Linked DNA regions of Homo sapiens: region 2 is linked to region 1. Evidence: chromatin contacts called from ENCODE Hi-C or POLR2A ChIA-PET data. All regions are on one chromosome and are shown on one strand. The core of a region is the stretch at or near the end of the contact, and the rest is flanking DNA. Distances in the headings are between cores, read along the strand shown. Region 1 has its middle 170 kb from the start of ESRRB. Region 2 has its middle 180 kb from the start of VASH1.

Region 1 (6,163 bases), core at 1,453-3,952:
GATTTTAGCTTCACTCAGAAACAATGTAATATCTCGGCTATTACCCAAAATAATTTATCAATGTGTAATAGCTTTGTGCAGGCCTCAGATAGGAGGGGAGCTGAGCTATCAGAGATGGATGTAGCCTACCTTCGGCTTTTAATTTTTAATGTTCGCAGCCAGCTTTGCATCAAAGGCCAGGTGTCATATAAAGACTTAATGTAAGAAGGGAGTTCATGAATTCTAATCAAGGGACGAGTGCTCCCTGGCTGGCTGCTGTCACCTCCTGGCTGGTCTTATTGATCTTTTGTTTTCTCCCCTTCTGGTTCTTCTTGCTCTTCCTTCTCCTCTCTACGTCCTCCACCTCACCCCTCCCCTCCCTGCCCAACCCTTCCTGCCCCATCCCACCCTGGGTTTTCCTCTTCCCAAGATGCATTTGTTTTTTCCCACTGTAAAAGGGAGGGTCTCTGGCTGGGCCAGGGCAGCGAATGCAAAGATTCTGGAACAGCGGGATGAGACACCCAATTTCAAGATGGCAAGACTTTTTTTTTCTTCATTCATTCCATTTTTATTTATTCATTCATTTCTTTTTCATTCATTCATCCAGAAAATGTTTTTAAATATTCACGAGGAGCCCAACTCTGCTACACAATGGAAGAGGCAGGCAAGATGGTTTCTGCCTCTAGAGGAGTTTCTAATCTTGCTGAGAAAATACTCTTTCAGGCCAGGCATGGTGACTCACACCTGTAATCCCAGCACTTTGGGAGGCCGAGGCGGATGGATCACCTGAGGTCAGGAGTTTGAAACCAGCCTGGTCAACGTGGTGAAACCCCGTCTCTACTAAAAATACAAAAATTAGCCGGGCATTCTGGCACATGCCTATAGTGCCAGCTGCTTGGGAGGCCTCGGCAGGAGAATCGCTTGAACCCAGGAGGCAGAGGTTGTAGTAAGCTGAGATCGTGCCACTGCACTCCACCTGGGGTGACAAAGTGAGACTCTGTCTCAAAAACAAAAACAAAAACAAAAAAACTCTTCATGCAAACATACACGTGTAAATATGACTGGAGACAGTTGCATGAGATTTAAAGAAATCCTCAAGTGTCATCTTCTGAGTGAGGCTTTCCCTAATTTGTGCAGCTAAGTATATACACACACACACACACACACACACACACACACACACACACACCCCAGCCAGCATCCCCTGTCCCACCTGGGCTTTCTTTTTCTCCTTCTACTACACTGTAGAAACTGCCTGTACTAAAAGACAAACAGGCACATTACAATTTTAAAGAGTTTATTGAAGCAAACAGCGATTCATGAGTCAGTCTGCGTTAGACCCCAAGTGGTTCAGGGCTCCACTGAGGGGGTGCAAGGTGAAAACTTTTGTGTTTTTTTTTTTTTTTTTTTTTTTTGAGACAGAGACTCACTCTGTTACCCAGGCTGGAGTACAGTGGCGTGATCTCGGCTCACTGCACCCTCTGCCTCCCAGGTTCAAGCAATTCTCCTGTCTCAGCCTCCTGAGTAGCTGGGATTACAGGTGCCCGCCATCACACCCAGCTAATTTTGTATTTTTAGTAGAGAAGGGGTTTCACCTTGTTGGTCAGGCTGGTGTTGAACTCCTGACCTCATAATCTGCCCGCCTCAGCCTCCCAAAGTGCTGGGATTACAGGCGTGAGCCATCGCGCCCAGCCAGGTGAAAACTTTTATAAAGTATTTGCAGAAGCAGGACAGAAAAGATTTGAATGACTAAAGTGGAAAATCTCAGAGATTAGTTGGTTTCTGATTGTGAAACTCTCTAGTTAGAGGTTTGTTGGCAGTTTCTGATTGGTTAAGCTTGTGTTTTCTTTTTATTAATGTTTAAATTTTTTATTTTTATTTTTTTGTAGAGACTGGGTCTCACTATGTTGTCCAGGCTGGTCCTGAACTGGCCTCAGAAGATCCTCCTGCCTCAGCCTCCCAGAGTGCTAGGATTACTGGCATGAGCCACTGTACCTAGTCTATTCACTTGTGTTTTCTTGGGCTATGGCCCTTTGAGTTGGGTTTCAGTTGTTTACTTAGGAACCCAAGGCACTTTGGAGCTATCTCAGCCTAATGGCCTCCCAATTGATTCTTTTTTTCCTTTTTTCTTTTTTTTTTTTTTTTGAGATGGAGTCTTGCTCTGTCAACCAGGCTGGAGTGCAGTGGTGTGATCTTGGCTCACTGCAACCTCCGCCTCCTGGGTTCAAGCGATTCTCCTGCCTAAGCCTCCCAAGTAGCTGGGATTACAGGCGCCCACCACCACACGCAGCTAATTGTTGTATTTTTAGTAGAGATGGAGTTTTATCATGTTGGCCAGGCTGGTCTCAAACTCCTGACCTCAGGTGATCCGCCCACCTCAGCCTCCCAAAGTGCTGGGATTACAGACATGAGTCACCACGCCTGGCCCAATTAATTCTTTTATACCTATTTATTTTCTTTATGGTCTAACTCCTCCTACACAAATATAAGTTCTTGAGGGCAGGGATTTGGACCTCTTTTGTTCACTGATATGGCCCTTGTGCATAGAACAGGGCTCTGTGTAGTAGCTGCTCAAAAAGTTATCTACTGACTGAATTAAGCAACAAAAAGGTGGTGCTCAGAGGACAAGAGCAATGGTATTGCCAAGCCTTGGACAGGAAATGAACAATTGTGCCTTCCAGCAGCAGGCTACTGTAGCTCCTCTGCCCTAGGGAGCTCCACCCCTCTTTCAGATGCTGTAAGATACTGTAAGTCCCTGGGTAAACCACACTCTCCATCTAGCCCCAGTCCAGCCTACCCCATTCCTGCCTCTCTTTGGTAGACTCCTGGTGGTTTCCTCCTGCTGCCCTTTTCCCAGCCTGACTCAGATCAGAGGCAGGAGTGGGAAAGGAGGAGGACAGGGGATGTATGTCCACCTGGCTGTGAGCTCACCAGGGTGGGGCTGGGCCTTATGCCTCCTCGGATCCCAGAGCACAGGTCCTGGCATGCAGTAGGTGCTCAGTTCTGGGCAGGCCCGTTTTTATGTGAGTGCCGCATTCTTGCAAACTGCTTCTAATTTCAAACTCACAGAATTCATGACAAGTTTTCCCCCAGGAATAGATATAAAGTAGGATCTGCCTCCTTTCAAAACTTTTGCACAAGTGAGACTTCCTACCATTTGCATTGTCCAGTTTCAGATTCTCTTGAAAATGCCAACTGTGCGAGAGGGGCCAAGTTCTCTCCCCTGCTTTTGTGGCCCTGTGGCCTCTTTCCACTGTTTCTGCCCTCAAGAATACAGGATTCCTCCTCAAATCTCCCTTTTGTTCCTTTAAGACCCACTGCAAAGATCAGCCTCCTCCATGAAGCCCTCAGAAACAGTGGGCCCCTCCCTCCTCTGTGCTCTCAAAAAATTTTGTTCCTGCTTTTGTCACAGGCAGTTGAATTGTAAACGAGCTGCTAATGGGTCCATGTCTCCATTAGATCTTGAGTCCTTGACAGCAGACACTATGTCTAAGTCATCTCTTTAATCCTATCACCTTGTAAATAAATGAAGGAATGAATGAGTGAATGGGGCGCCCAGGTAACTCCCACAGATCTCCTCCAAAGCTGATGTAAGCTTCTAAGCTGGATTCATCAGAATCACCTTTGGAGCTTAAAACAAACCAACAAACCAAAATAAAACAATGCAGATTCTTTTACGTCACTCCAAACCTTGCTTTAGAAATACCCCCGCTCCCAAGAGATTTTGAAGATCAGGCAAGTGGGAGCCATAGCGCTAACCAGGGCCTGCCTTAGATTCACCTGGGGCACTTGGTAAAGGCACAGAATCCTGGGATACCATCCTGAATTTTTATTTTTTATTTTATATTTATTTATTTATTTATTTGAGACAGAGTCTTACTCTGTTGCCCAGGCTGGAGTGCAGTGGCTCGATCTTGGCTCACCGCAACCTCCACCTCCCAGGTTCAAGTGATTCTCATGCCTCAGCCTCCCCAGTAGCTGGGATTACAGGCAGGTGCCACCACTCCTGGCTAATTTTTATATTTTTAATAGAGACAGGGTTTCACCATGTTGCCCAGACTGGTCTCCAACTCCCGAGCTCAGGCAATCCACCCTCCTGGGCCTCCCAAAGTGCTAGGATTACAGGCATGTGAGCCACCACAACCCAGACACTCCAGGGAGAGTTTTTGTTTAACAAAGGCCCGAGGTGACTGCAGGAGTCAGAGCGGTTTGGGAAATGCCCCAGGCCCATGTACCTCAAGAGCTCTTAATCCTTGGTGAGGACACATCCTCCATCCCCTTTCAGACAATGAGTACTTCCAGAAGTCCCCGGTAATTTCCAGGGCAGGAAGGAACTTTAGTGATGATTCTATTGCAGGATTTGTCAACCTCAGTACTGTTGCCATTCTGGGTCAGATAATTCTTTGTTCTGGGAGGTCCTGTGTATGGTAGGATGTTTAGCAGCATCTCTGGACTCTATCCACTGCATGCCAGTAGTAACACCTGCCCCTCCATCCTCCAGTGTGACAACCCAAAATGTCTCCAGACATTGCCAAGTGTCCTGGGGGAATATATATCACCCCTTGCTAAGAAACACTTTGGTCCTGCCTGGGGCTCAGGAAGGCTGAATTCTTTGCCCAAGGGGAGTAACAATAAGATTTCAGGAAATAGTAAAAAGTGAAGATGAAGACGATGTACAAAGACGTTCATCACAGTTTTGTTTATAACAACAAAACGACCAAACTAGAAGCAGCCAAAGCGACTAAAAATAAAAGAAAGATTTGTTAGCACTTATGGCACCTTGTAAAATGGGATTTAGGCAGCCATGAAAATAGCAGTATCAAAGATTAACTAATGACATTGAAAAATAAAGGTTATATGAAAAAAACAGCTTACATGGCGGGATGAAGAGTGTGGTCCCAACATTATCTAAATGTGAAAGCAAAAGAACATAACTTTTTGCTATTTTCACAATGGACACTTAGTTAATTTTTTTTCCTGAATAAAACTTATTGTACTAAAAAAACTAAAACAATACAGAGAAACTGAAATTCTTCCTCTACATTCTACTTCCTAATCACAAGGCCAGAGGAAAATGTCGGGGCATCCCAGGCAGAGTAAGAATTAACAGGTTACACTGGTATTCTTCAAGCACACATTCAATATTTCTTTATTGGGAGTGGAGAGAAACTGATACTTACTGAACAAAAACAAAAACAGTATATCCTCTGTTTCAAAATAAGCAATTTATAAGCAAGCACTGAAGATGTTTTGTTTTCAATTACAAAATAATTGAAATATATGGAAGGTTATAGAAAACAATATAAACAAATTCCTATGTACCTACGTTAACTTACTTTAGGTGTTTAGTTTTTAAGAAATGTTGTGGGGCCGGGTGCAGTGGCTCATGCCTGTAATTCCAGCACTTTGGGAGGCTGAGACAAGAGGATTGCTTGAGCCCAGAAGTTTGAGACCAGTCCGGGCAACATGGTGAAACCCCGTCCCTATGAAAAATTAAAAATTAGCTGGGCGTGGTGCCACGTACCTGTAGTCCCAGGTACTCAGAGACTGAGCTGGGAGGATTGCTTGAGCCCGAGAAGGTTCAACTGCAGTGAGCCATGATGGCACCACTGCACTCCAGCCTGGGCAACAGAGCTAGACCCTGTCTCAAAAAAAAAAAAAAAAAAAAGAAAAGAAAAGAAATGTTGTAAATCTACTTAAATAGTCTAAGCCATATTCTCTTACATTTTTCTTGCCTACTTGTCCTGAAAGAAATCACTATCTGCCAGGCGCGGTGGCTCACGCCTATAATCCCAGCAATTTGGGAGGCTGAGGCGGGCAGATCACTTGAGGTCAGGAGTTGTGACCAGCCTGGCCAACATGGTGAAACCTCGTGTCCATTAAAAATAGAAAAATTTGCTGGGTGTGGTGGTGGGTGCCTGTAATCTCAGCTACTCGGGAGACTGAGGCAGGAGAATCGCTTGAACCCAGGAGGCAGACGTTACAGTGAGCCGAGATCACACCACTGCACTCCGGCCTGCATGACAGAGTGAGACTCTGTCTCAAAAAAAAAAAAAAAAAGAAATCACTATCTTGAAGGTGTTAACAATCATTTCCAGGCATGTTTTAATATATTTATTATATGTGCATATATCCATAAATAATTTCAGTCATGCAATTAAATGAATTTATTAATTAATATTAA
Region 2 (5,893 bases), core at 1,953-4,452, 34 kb after region 1:
TGTGTTCCAATAAAACTTTATTTACAAAAACAGACTGTGGGCCAGATTTTCCCACAGGCTGTGGTTTGCCAACCTCTGATCTAGATGATGGTTTTGAAGAGTGCATGCATTCTATGTTCCTATAACTTGGGGTTCCCGCCCACTGCTCTTTTATCCATTGGCATATTTAAATGAATATTTGAACTGGCTCAAATAACAATAACAGTGATAGCAATTAATCATATTAATATAATCTTTACATTTTACGGAGCTCTTTCATATAAACTATTCTACATGACCCTTATACAGTTTGAGGACATTAAGGCTCAGAGAGATTACGTGATTTGTTCAAGTTCACACAGCTACTAAGCATTTTTGGTTATGTTTGATATCAGTTTGCCAAGGGTCATTATTTTTTTAGCTCCATGTTTTCCTTTTATTAGTAAGAAGATGTGAAGGCTGATTGGGCAGTTTATTCTTTGAAGATGTACTAGTTGGGGGTAGGATGGTGGGAACTCCTACCCAGGTTTCAAATTCTAGAGAGCTGGCTGAAGAGCAGCAGTGTGGTGCAGGTGCAGGACTGGGCTTCACAGGGAAGGCCCTTGGAAATGTGGATAGGCCTCATCTCTCTCTTGGCACCTGGCAGAGAGAATGAGTCAGTCCTCTCTTGGGAAGATGGTGGCTGCCTCCAGGCGTTCAGCTACAGGCACCTGGCTTCAAAAGGCTCATTTATAAGGGTGATGCTGACATGGTCAAGGCTAAAGGAATACAGAGTTGAGGAAGGCTCTGCAGAAAGAAGGGATGAGAGCTATTTCCTAGAGTGGTAGGGACAAGGGAAGCCTACCACTATGGGCCCAAATTCAAGACAGTGAGTGTTAAATGTGCCCACCATGTTAGGAATGAGAAGGATGACTAGAACCCTCTATATATTAATGGCTCTCAGTGGAAGTTTCTTCCCTCTGAGAAGGGGGACAGGGAGGTGGGCAATTTCAGTGATTGTGTTTCCCCACAGCATTTAGTGGGCGTGTCCAGGGAGGATGGCAAACACACAGGATAATCCTACATGACAAAGGTTCTTTCATGTCTCTTGTGAATTTTGGAAGGCAGCTATGCTCACCACTATACCACCAATGCTCATGTGAATTTTGGATGTTCACTGGACATTAATATGTATGACAAACTTGACCTGAGGGATCTGAGTCTGGCTTAACACTTTTTTTACATAAAAATACAAAGCAGTTTTTTGTAGAGTTTTAATATCACCAAATTTTCCAGCAATTCAACTCTTGTAAATCAAGGTAAAACTGAACTTTGTTTTGTTCATGACCTTGCCAAGAATTGTTCACTATTTCAGAAAATGAAATCACAATGGAAACACTATTCATCGTATTTGGCTGCTCATTTGGCAGTATATATTAGTCTGCATTTGTAGCTAAGAAATCCACTTATAAATTATGAAATAATTATAGACTCACAAGAAGCTGCAAAAGTAGTACAGGGAGGTACCATGTACTCATAACCCAGCTTCCCCCAGTGGAAGTATCTTATATACCTATAGCTCATTATCAAAATCAGGAAATTGATTGGTGCAGTGCAATTAACTAGACTATAGACCTCACTCAGATTTCACCAACAGACTCCTCCTTTATGCCTTCTAGTGCCATCATACCTGATCATTTATAGGTTAAAATACAAATTGTTTTGTTAGAAATTACTTTTTTAGTGTTACACTTAAAGTCATATTGTTTTTTAAGTAAATTACTCTTATTTTATTTTTCTTCATATTGTATTTAGAATCTGTAGTATTATTTTTAAATTATGCATTTACTCAGGTTATATTATTATGGATTTTATTTTAGAGTGGAAAAGGAAGCACTAAAATATCTGTTTGGAGGGTGATAATCATGATGAATCCCAAACATTTAGATGGGGTAATAGTTGTTAATAGATAATAATAACTGACTTGGTCTAAAGACTTACCATGTGCTAGACCCTTAACATGCATTATTCCACTCTATTTGCACAACATCCTATGAGGTGGTTATAATAATCTCTATTTTGCAGTTGAGGAAATTGAGGTTCAGGCAGGTTATGTGCTTTGCCCAAGATCCCACAGCAAGCAAATGGTAGAGCCAAGTGCCCCGAGTCTGTAACATCAATCACAAGGCTGGATGTTTGCAAAGCACTGTCATTACATCATCTAATAATGCTGCCATTGATACAGTAGTCATCACTTACACTAATTTAATTCCTACTCTGTGTCAGATAGAGGGCTCTGTGCACTACATATTTAACTTCTCAATAGCCCTATGAAGAATCAATTTTTTTTATCCTCCTCCTAAAATCAAGACCCTGAGAATAGAGAGGGTAGGTAATTTGCCCAAAGTTCCACAGCAAGAACATGGCAGAGTCAGGATTCCAACCAGGTGGTCCTGCTCCAAAGCCCAGGTACTCCAACCACACGACATGCTGCCCCATTGGCTTTCAGCTGTTTCAAATTGTTTCCACCGTAATCTCATAAGGTCTGCCCTTAACCCAGGCAAGGGAGCCTCTGCCCTGGATCTCCACTGTCCCTCTTCTATAGCAGAGCTCCTCCCTGTGGCACAAGGATTCCCGGAACCAAGCCTGTGTTCTTCTGTAGACCCTATTCCACATCCTCAGAATTCCCTGTATACTTGGCCCTAAGTGGCTTCCAGAATTTATGTGGGCCTCCTTCCTGGCCCTTCCCTTGGGAGGTGGGTCAAGCTCATCCCAGGCCTGATGGGTGGCCCAGAGGCAGCTGTTTGGGAGAGGGAGCCAAAGTGTAGGGTGAGAGCTAGGTGTCCTGTTGGGAGGGATGTGGGAGAGCTGCGGGTTGAGGGCCCCTGGACACTCTCGTTCCAGGCCACACATGAGGGCAGGGCCTAGGCCTTGTCCTCCAGTTGTGTCCTGATTATCGGTGCTGTCTCCATCCTTGGATCTTACGTCCCCGGTTGATGAGCACTTTGACTTAAACTCCTCCTGGCTGCTGCCACCCAGGCCTAGCAAAGTGCCGTGCCCTCTGTAAGTGCATCCAGCCAACATCAAGCCTCTGGCTCCTGTTGGTTTAGCTTTGAGCTTCAATCCCAGTTATTAACAGGGTGGAAGGAAAGTGGATCCCTGATTGGCCAAAGGCCCCAGTCCCAGTGGTTGGGCCACCAGGCAGACACCAACTGAGGTCAGCCCCTCATCCCTCCCTGGGGCCCTGGCCACTGGCCCAGCAGGCAGGAGGGGAGGCCAGGGAGCAGCTTGTCAGGATGTATGAACAATGCCGGGTGGCACCGGAGGGGCCCTCAGAAAGATGATCTCACAGTTCGAACTCGTTAATGAAAGAAATAAATTAAGCAAGCTCATTTTTCAGGGAATTCTTGTGTAAACTGGAAATTTTCCAGTTCGTGAGCCCTGTGCCAGGCCCTCCCATAAATCACAGCAAGTAGGCTGTCGGCTCAGCAGAGGGGGAAGAGGTGGAGGGGAGTGCGGCAAAACAGAGGGGAAGCCAGTGGCTGGCCAGGGTGGCGGGTGGGAAGCACCCACGTTCTCCTGGTGCATTCTCACTCCAGGTATCACTGGGAAGAGGAAAGGGAAATGAAAGGGCAGCAGGACCAGAGGGCTTCTGCCTGCAAACAGGCCCCTGCACGCCTGCAAACACCCCAGCCCCCATGCTCCCAACCTGGGAGAAGCCCCCGAAACAGGTCATTTTTTAATTGAATACAATATTAATTACTGCGTGCACCATTAACGGTTTGTGGGATTTGACTAATTAATGTAATAGTTTTTGAGTCACGCTCATTAAATATGAAAATTACGCTGGTAAAAGGTATTGGTTTCATTATCAATCTTGTATGGACAGGATGGGGGCAGGAACTAGAGGAGGGACAGAGCCCTGCTTGTCTCTTCAGGGCCGTAAACAGCTGTATTGGGGTTCCACTCTTAAGGGAAGCCCACAAAGGGGCTGGGAGAAGGGAAAGAAGGAGGGCTGGGGGGAGATTTGGGAGAAACTCTGTGCAGGCCGGACCCAGTGGCCACATAGAGCTCTGAAGACCACATCCCTGGGTTCCTTCCTACCCTAGACTTGTCCAAGTGGAACCCTCTCTTAGGCTGATTGATGGACTCATTCATTGATTCATTCATTGGTTGCTGCCTTCCTTTCTTCCTTCATTCATTCATTCAGGTGTGGTGTGGCAGACGCTGCTGGCTGGCCACCTGACATAATGCCCACTCCCAGCCCCATCATTCCTAGCCTGCCACCACCTCAGAGACTGGAAAAGGGAAACACTTCTATTTCCAACTTTCTTGTTTTATTCAGGCTGCTAAAACAATACTATAAACTGAGTGGCTTATAAACAACAGGGCTTATAAACAACAGGAGTTTATTTCTCACAGTCCGAAGGCTGGAAGTCCAAGATCAAGGCACCAGTGGATTCAGTGTCTGGTGAGGGTCCGCTCGCTAGACGGCCATGGCATCCTCACACAGTGGGAGGGGAGAGGGATCTCTCCGGGGTCTCCTACAAAGGCACTAATCCCACTCATGAGGGCTCCTCCCCCATGACCCAGTCACCTCCAAAAGGCCCCGCCTCCTAATGTCATCACTTTAGGGGTGAAAATTTCAACATATGAGTTTGGAGGGGACATAAACATTTGTTCTATTACACCAACCTCCGTGGAGGCTGGGCTGGTCCCGTGACGCTGAAGCAGGCAATACGATAAGAGGGAAGTCAAATTAAAGGGACAGACACTATGGGTAACGCGGTTTCTTTCCTTCTATTTGGAGTTTTGGCAGCTGTTTTTGAACATGAGGGAAAGGCCAAGAGACACACAGAAATGCTGGTCCTGATGCCACTGGGCCACAGAACAATCCCTAGAAGTCATCTACTCCCAGCATTCTTGTTTTGGGGAAAAATAGCATTCTATTTTTCTAAAACATTGATAATTTTTCTGTTATTTGCATCTACAAGTATTCCTGACAGATACATATGATAAAGGCGGATGCTATGAGGAACTCAAAGAAGCTTACAATCTAGTTATAAAGAACAAAAAGATGAAAAAATTTAAAAATGCCTCTCGTTCAAGGCCACAAACATCTAGTGTCAGCTGAGTGGCCTCAAAGGGTGGCCATGCAGCTGGTGAGCCTGGTGGAGCCTTATGGGTCTTTGCAGCTGGGCTCATTCTGACCAGCCAGCGCCCATGACAGCTGATTATCACATACTTAGATGATCACCCTGGATAGTGCACCCTGAGTTGTTCAAAGGAAAATTGGGTAGGATCATCCAGGAAGCCGCTATGGTTGGGCAGGGATTCAAGTTGGGCTTTGAAGGGTGGATGGGATTTCCAAAGCAGAAACGGACAAGGGGAGAAGGAGTGGGTGCCTTCCTGGGGTCAGTGAGGAAGTGGAAGTGAGCAAGGCCTGGAGATGGGAAGGGAAAAATCCATTGCAAGGAATGAAAAGTAGCCCTGATGGGTAACGAGAGGGAAGAGAGTACGGGGTCCCCGCTGTCCCCATCCTTGTCCTTGTGGGTGTCCTGCACTCTTGCCAGTAATTTATAGGAATATCAAGCTCAGTAGTTATAGCCTTGAGCTCAGGGTCTCTGTCTTTTATCTTTGCAGTCGTCCTGCTTAGTTCAGGATTTGACACATATGTAGTTGGCATGCAATAAGTGTCGATTGAATAAATAGAGATAAATTAAGGGAGTAGAAATACGATAACAGTTATCATTACTGAGAGCCTGGTATGTGCCAGGCACTGTTCTAGGCACTTTACATGTGTTATTACCTTTAATTTTACCAGGTAGATTTAGGTTCCAAGTCTAACTTTGCCCTCTTGAGCTCCATAATCTCATGCAAATTAACTGACCTCTTTGAATATATGTTTTCTTAATAGCAAAATGGCAAGAATAAT

The links. Hi-C counts contacts between places; a loop is a spot of excess contacts on that map. ChIA-PET counts read pairs that join two places held with the same protein, here RNA polymerase II (POLR2A).
Region 2: a map of ascending aorta shows a loop between it and region 1 (6-fold over the local background). The contact joins two enhancer-like sites. A Hi-C loop is called at or near these places in 2 of 168 maps with a recorded cell type or tissue (ascending aorta and endothelial cell of hepatic sinusoid). POLR2A ChIA-PET finds 5 or more read pairs at or near these places in 4 of 52 experiments (A673, H1, WTC11 and 1 more).

The regions. Positions count from the first base shown.
Region 1 is chr14:76,547,934-76,554,096 of GRCh38, forward strand. No RefSeq gene overlaps it. Among named protein-coding and RNA genes, the nearest start is that of ESRRB, 170 kb to the left of the region's middle. RefSeq lists enhancers at 2,910-3,422, 3,423-3,935, 3,936-4,447. Within about 2 kb of position 2,703, at least 2 of the 41 ENCODE cell types and tissues checked have a DNase peak (open chromatin) inside an H3K27ac peak, as active enhancers do.
Region 2 is chr14:76,581,154-76,587,046 of GRCh38, forward strand. No RefSeq gene overlaps it. Among named protein-coding and RNA genes, the nearest start is that of VASH1, 180 kb to the right of the region's middle. RefSeq lists a silencer at 3,193-3,487. Within about 2 kb of position 3,203, at least 4 of the 41 ENCODE cell types and tissues checked have a DNase peak (open chromatin) inside an H3K27ac peak, as active enhancers do.